Linked DNA regions of Homo sapiens: region 2 is linked to region 1. A link is an interaction called in ENCODE POLR2A ChIA-PET data of the cell type or tissue named here. Cell type or tissue: Caco-2. All regions are shown on one strand. Each heading gives the region's core, and the rest is flanking DNA. Links, peaks and the distances in the headings are about the cores only. Region 1 has its middle 17 kb from the start of LRP6. Region 2 has its middle 26 kb from the start of BCL2L14.

Evidence for each region. ChIA-PET counts read pairs that join two places held together with the same protein. Peaks named below come from ENCODE experiments on the same cell type or tissue, not always from the same donor. Only the 100,000 strongest peaks of a DNase experiment are listed, where the experiment ranks them.
Region 2: POLR2A ChIA-PET joins it to region 1 with 7 read pairs; 3 of 35 experiments call an interaction of 5 or more read pairs at or near these places.

What each region holds. Positions count from the first base shown.
Region 1 is chr12:12,282,896-12,285,814 of GRCh38, reverse strand. No RefSeq gene overlaps it. Among named protein-coding and RNA genes, the nearest start is that of LRP6, 17 kb to the right of the region's middle. RefSeq lists an enhancer at 1,503-2,044. In Caco-2, for the core only: no CTCF peak of the experiment used is centred there; a DNase peak (open chromatin) is centred at 1,594.
Region 2 is chr12:12,043,488-12,046,406 of GRCh38, reverse strand. No RefSeq gene overlaps it. Among named protein-coding and RNA genes, the nearest start is that of BCL2L14, 26 kb to the left of the region's middle. In Caco-2, for the core only: no CTCF peak of the experiment used is centred there; no DNase peak of the experiment used is centred there.

The DNA.
Region 1 (2,919 bases), core at 207-2,706:
CTGCACCTGGCCTCTAGGTTCTCTTTAGTCCTTTGCTCTGGTATAGCTTACATTCCAACCACAACAAACTGCTAGCCATGGTGAAGTTTATTGTTTTCTATTCCAGCTGTTCTTGTCCTTCTCCCTTTGTCTGACCTTCCTTCTGGCATATACCTCCACTATGAGCTCAGATGCTACCTCCAACTGAAATCGACTTTGACTTCTTCAGGCGCAATCAGACACCTGTGAGCCTATAGCATGTTGAGCTCTTTTCTAGAACAGGGGAGAGTATCATGTAGCAGAAGAGCATTGGGTTTCCAGTCACACTCTGGCTTTTAAGCCCAGATCTACCATTTTCTTCCTTGGATGAAGCATAAGAGAAGCACCAGTGTAGATTGTGAAGGGCATGGATTCTGCGGCCAGACAGCCTGGCTGTGGGACCTTGGACAAGTTACCTAAACGCTTGGTCCCTCAGCACCCACGGATGTAAAACGAAGGTGATGATATTAATGCCCTCCTCAAAGGATAGTTGTGAAAGTAAAATGAGTTAATAAAAAAAATAAAATGAGTTACATGAGAAAACACTGAGGGCTGGGCGTGGTGACTCATGCCTGTAATCCCAGCACTTTGGGAGGCTGAGGCGGGTGGATCACTTGAGGTTGGGTGATCGAGACCAGCCTGGCCAACATGGTGAAACCCGGTCTCTACTAAAAATACAAAAATTAGCTGGGCACGTTGGTGCACGCCTATAATCCTAGCTACTCGGGAGGCTGAGGCATGAGAATTGCTTGAACCTAGAAGGCGAGGGCTGCAGTGAACCGAAATCACAGCACTGCACTCCAGCCTGGGCGACAGAGGGGGACTTTGGTCTCAAAACAACAACAACAACAACAACAATTTAAAAATAAATAAATTAATTAAAACATTGAGAACAGGGCCCGACACTTGCTTGTCTGCTCTTGTTATTAATCTCACAGTTTCTTCTTTTGTGAAAAGGGAATAACACTCACTGGTGAGAGCGGAATGAAGATGACTGGAGGTAAGCAGGAGTGCTTGGTATAGAGAAGAACTCTTTTTCTTGCCCTTTACCTCTTGTCCTTGGAATTCCAATTCTTCATTTATAGGTATTTCCACCACTAAAATCTCCCAGCTCCCCCAGGGAAGAGAAAAGCTCACATCTTTGTGTCCTCAGCCTCTGGCACACAGTAGGTGCTCAAGAAATGCTTGGTGAAAGAATTGATAAAAATGTAGTAGTAGAAAAACTCAAAATGACCTTAAAGTCCTCTTAGCAATATCCTGAAAGGCCACCAAATAGGAATGTTAATCCCTAAAATCCTGTATCTTTATAAATTGGTGTGAAATTCACTGTTTATTAGGTTTTTTTTTTTCTTTTAATTTTGTGTTTGTATTTCTTGGTGTTTCCCCCCTCCTCCTGAGGTCTTCTTTCTTCTCTGTACTCTGCATTAATCTTGGACAGGGTTTCTCAGCCTTGGCACTAACAGCTTTTTTTTTTTTTTTTTTTTTTTTTTTTTTTTGAGACAAGGTCTCATTCCTGTCGCCCAGGCTAGAGTGCAATGGCACAATCACAGCTCACTGCAGCTGACCTCCTGGGGTCAAGGAATCCACCCGCCTCAGGCTCCCAAAGTGCTGGGATTACAGCTGTGAGCCACTGCGCCTGGCCTTTTTTTTTTTTTTTTTTTTTTTCTTTTTTGTAGAGACGAGGTCTTGCCCAGCTTGGTTTTAACTCCTGAGCTCAAGTGATCCTGCTGGCTCAGCCTCCCAAAGTGCTGGGATTACAGAGGTGAGCCACTGAGCTAGGCCTTTGTGTTTTTTTTAGAGACAGAGTCTTGCTCTGTCACCCAGGCTGGAGTGCAGTGGTGCGATCATAGCTCACTGCAGCCTTGACCTCCTGGGCTCAAGTGATCCTCCTGCCTCAGCTTCCTGAATAGCTGGGACAACCTGCATGCACCACCACACCCAGCTAATTTTTTATTTTTTTGTAGAGATGAGATCTCACTGTTTGTTGGCCTGGTCTCAAACCCCTGGGCTCGAGAGATCCTCCCATGTCCACCTCCCAAAGCACTAGGATTACAGGCATGAGCCATCGCACTTGGCCAACTCGCTTGTGGGGACCGTCTAGTATGTTGTAGGATGCTTAGCAACATCCCTGCCCTCTACCCACAAGATGCCAGTAGCATCTCCCACCCCGTAGTTCTGACAACCTAAAATGTCTCTGGACTTGGCCAAAAGTCAGATGGCTGGAGGGTGCAACCCTTCAGAAACACATGTCTAGGGAATCTGCTTAAGTGCTTTCACATAAAGTAAATCTTGGTAGAATTGATTTTTTTCTCTTTATCTCCAAGGCAAAAATTGGGTTCATATACTTCACCTCCCAATGGAACAGATTCTGACAGGGAAGGAAAAAAAAATATGTTTTCTCCCCTGACTGCAGTGTTCTGTATCTTCACTCTCAGAAATGCGAGGACAGGCAGGGTGGGATCAGGACCGTGTTTTATTTATCTGGACAAATGCTCCCAAAATAGCAATGGCAAGTTTTTTTCTTTTTCTTTTAGAAAACTGTAAGAATTCAGTGTTTTACAATTCAGATGAAGGCTAAAAACATATCAAGCTGTGTGATTTTCTGGGAGTGAGGAGAGGGGTGGTTCCATCATGGCATAACTGCATTAAAACTGTTCAACATCAGAAAGACTTTTTACGGCATCAAAGAAAAACGTATATGTTGAAAAAGAATATGCATGCTAAAACACATTGTTACTATAAATCCTTGAATCTGAGACACAATGAACAGTGTTGCCTTACTAATAGTACAACTTTAAAACTATTTAAGCTGGGAAATTTGTTATCGGGTGACTCATACAACTGGGGAAATCCAGTTCCTTGGTGCCAAAGATTAAAGAAAGAGATTAAGTATTTAAATGT
Region 2 (2,919 bases), core at 228-2,727, 240 kb after region 1:
TTGTATGTGTATGCCCTGAATTTGTTTTTAAAAATTAACTTTTAATTTTGAGATAATTGTAGATTCATATGTAGTTGTAAGAAATAATCAAGATCCTGTGTACCGTTTACCCATTTTTTTTCCAATGGTAACAGCATATAATAGCACAATGTTATAATCAGGATATAGACATTGATACTGTCAAGATACAGAACATTTTCGTTACCATAAAGTTCCCTCATCTTGCCATTTTATAGCCACAACCCGTGACTTCCTGCTCCCACCCCCTCCATAACTCCTGACAACCACTAATCAACTCTTCATTTCTAGAATTTTGTCATTTCAAAAACGTTATGGAAATGAAATCATACATAGGCAACCTTTTGAGATTGGCTTTTTTTTTTGTTTTTTGTTTTTTGTTTTTTTTTGAGACGGAGTCTCGCTCTGTTGCCCAGGCTGGAGTGCAGTGGCGCGATCTCGGCTCACTGCAAGCTCCGCCTCCCGGGTTCACGCCATTCTCCTGCCTCAGCCACCCGAGTAGCTGGGACTACAGGCACCCGCCACCACGCCCAGCTAATTTTTTTGTATTTTTAGTAGAGACGGGGTTTCACTGTGTTAGCCAGGATGGTCTCGATCTCCTGACCTCGTGATCTGCCTGCCTCGGCCTCCCAAAGTGCTGGGATTACAGGTGTGAGCCACCGCGCCCGGCCAAGATTGGCTTTTTTCCCCACTCAGCCTAATCCTCTGGAGATTCATCTAGGTTGTTGTGTTTATCAAAAGTTTGTTCCTTTTTACTGTTGAATAACATCGCATAGAATGTACCATATTTTGTCTAAGCAGTCACCTATTGAAGGACATCTAGATTGCTTCTAGTTTTGAGCTCTTATGAATATAGCTGCTATAAACATTTGTGCACAAACTTTTGTGTGACTACAAGTCTTCATTTCTCTGAGATAAATACCCAGGAGCTCAATTGCTGGGTCATATGGCAGTTGCATGTTTACTTTTCTAAGAAACTTCCAAACACCACCATTTCACATTCTCACCAGCATCATATGAGTGATCTAGTTTCTCTGCATCCTTGTCAGAATTTGGTGGTGTCACTATTTTTCATCTTAGCCATCCTGATAGATATGTAGTAATACTGCATAGTGGTTTCAACTTGAATTTCACGAATGGCTTATGCTGTTGAACATATTTTCACGTGCTTATTTGTCGTCTGTATATTTTCTGTGTTAAAATGTCTCTTCACATGTTTTGTCCATTTCCTAATTGGATTGTTTGCTTTCTTATTGTTTAATTTTTGAGAGTTCTTTATATATTCCAGATACTAGTCCTATGTCAGATATATGGTTTGCAAATATTTTCTTCCCACTCTGTAGCTTGTCTTTTCATTCTCTTAACAAGATTTTTTACAGAACAAAAATTTAAAATCTTGATGAAGTCCAGTTTATACATCTTTCCTTTTATGAACTGTGCTTTTGGTGTCAAGTCTAAGAACCCTATCACAGGGCATTCTCCATATGTGAAAAAAACACAACACTTTACGTCATTCTAGATCTTGACTATTTTATCCTATGTTTTTTTCCTAAGTGTTTTATGGCTTTACATTTAAGTTCATGATCCATTTTGAGTTAATTTTTGCTTGAGGTGTGAGGCTTAGGTTGAGGTTCATTATTTCTGGTAATAGATGTGCAATCACTCCAGCATCTTATGTTGAAAGCCTGTTTCTCCTTTGTTGAGTTGCTTTTGCACCTTGTCAAAAATCAGTTGGGCATATTTATGTGGATCTGCTTCTGGATTCTTTATTCTGTTCCATTGACCTATGTGTCTATCTCTCCACCAATATCACATAGTCTCGATTACTGACCTATATAATATGTCTTGAAATCAGATAGACTGAGTCACCTCCCACTTTTTTTCTTCTTTTTCAAAATTGTTTTGAAGTCCAGTTCCTTTGCCTTTTCATTTAAATTTTAGGATAAGCTTGTTTATATCTATTTTTAAAACTTTCTGGGATTTTGATAGGAATTATATTAAGACTTCATATCAATTTGGGAGAATTTACACCTTTATTATGTTGAATCTTCTAGTCATAAACACAGTATGTCTCTCCCTTTATTTAGATATTTTTATTTCTTTCATCGGCATAGCATAGTCTTCAGCATAAAATCCCTGGATATGTTTTATTAGACTGACACCTAAGTATTCCATTCTTTTTGAGTGATTGCAAATGATATTATATTTTAAATTTTGATGTCTGCATGTCCATTGCTAGTATATAGAAATACAATTGATTTTTGTATGTTTATCTTATATCCTGCAAGTTTACTGAACTCAGTACTAAGAGTTTGTTTTTCTTGTATACTCCTTGGAATTTTCTATATATAGATAATAATGTCTTCCTTTTTATTCTCCCTCACCCCATCCTTTTGTCTTACTGCACTGGCTAAAACTTTCAGTACTATGTTGAATAAGAATGTAAGTGTGAATACGCTTGTCTTATTCTTGATTTTAAGGGAAAAATATTCAGACTTTCACCATCAGGTATAATGTTGCTGTAGGTTTTTTATAGGTGCTTTTTACTAAGTGGATGCATTTCTTTTCTATTGATAATTTTCTGAGAGTTTTTTTTAAATCATGAATGAGTGTTGAATTTTGTCAAATACTTTTTCCACATCAATTGATATGATCATGTGATTTTTCTTCTGTAGCTTGTTAATATGGTTGATTACATTTATTGATTTTCCAATATTGGACTAGCTCTGCCTCCCTATAATAAGCCCCACTTGGTCGAGATGTATAATTCTTTTTACATACTGCTGAATTTTATTTACTAATTTTTTTTTTCAGGATTTTCATGTCTGTTTTCAAGATAGTATTGATCTGTGGTTTTCTGACTTTTTTGTTTTGTTTTTTTTTTTTTTTTTGGTAGTTTTC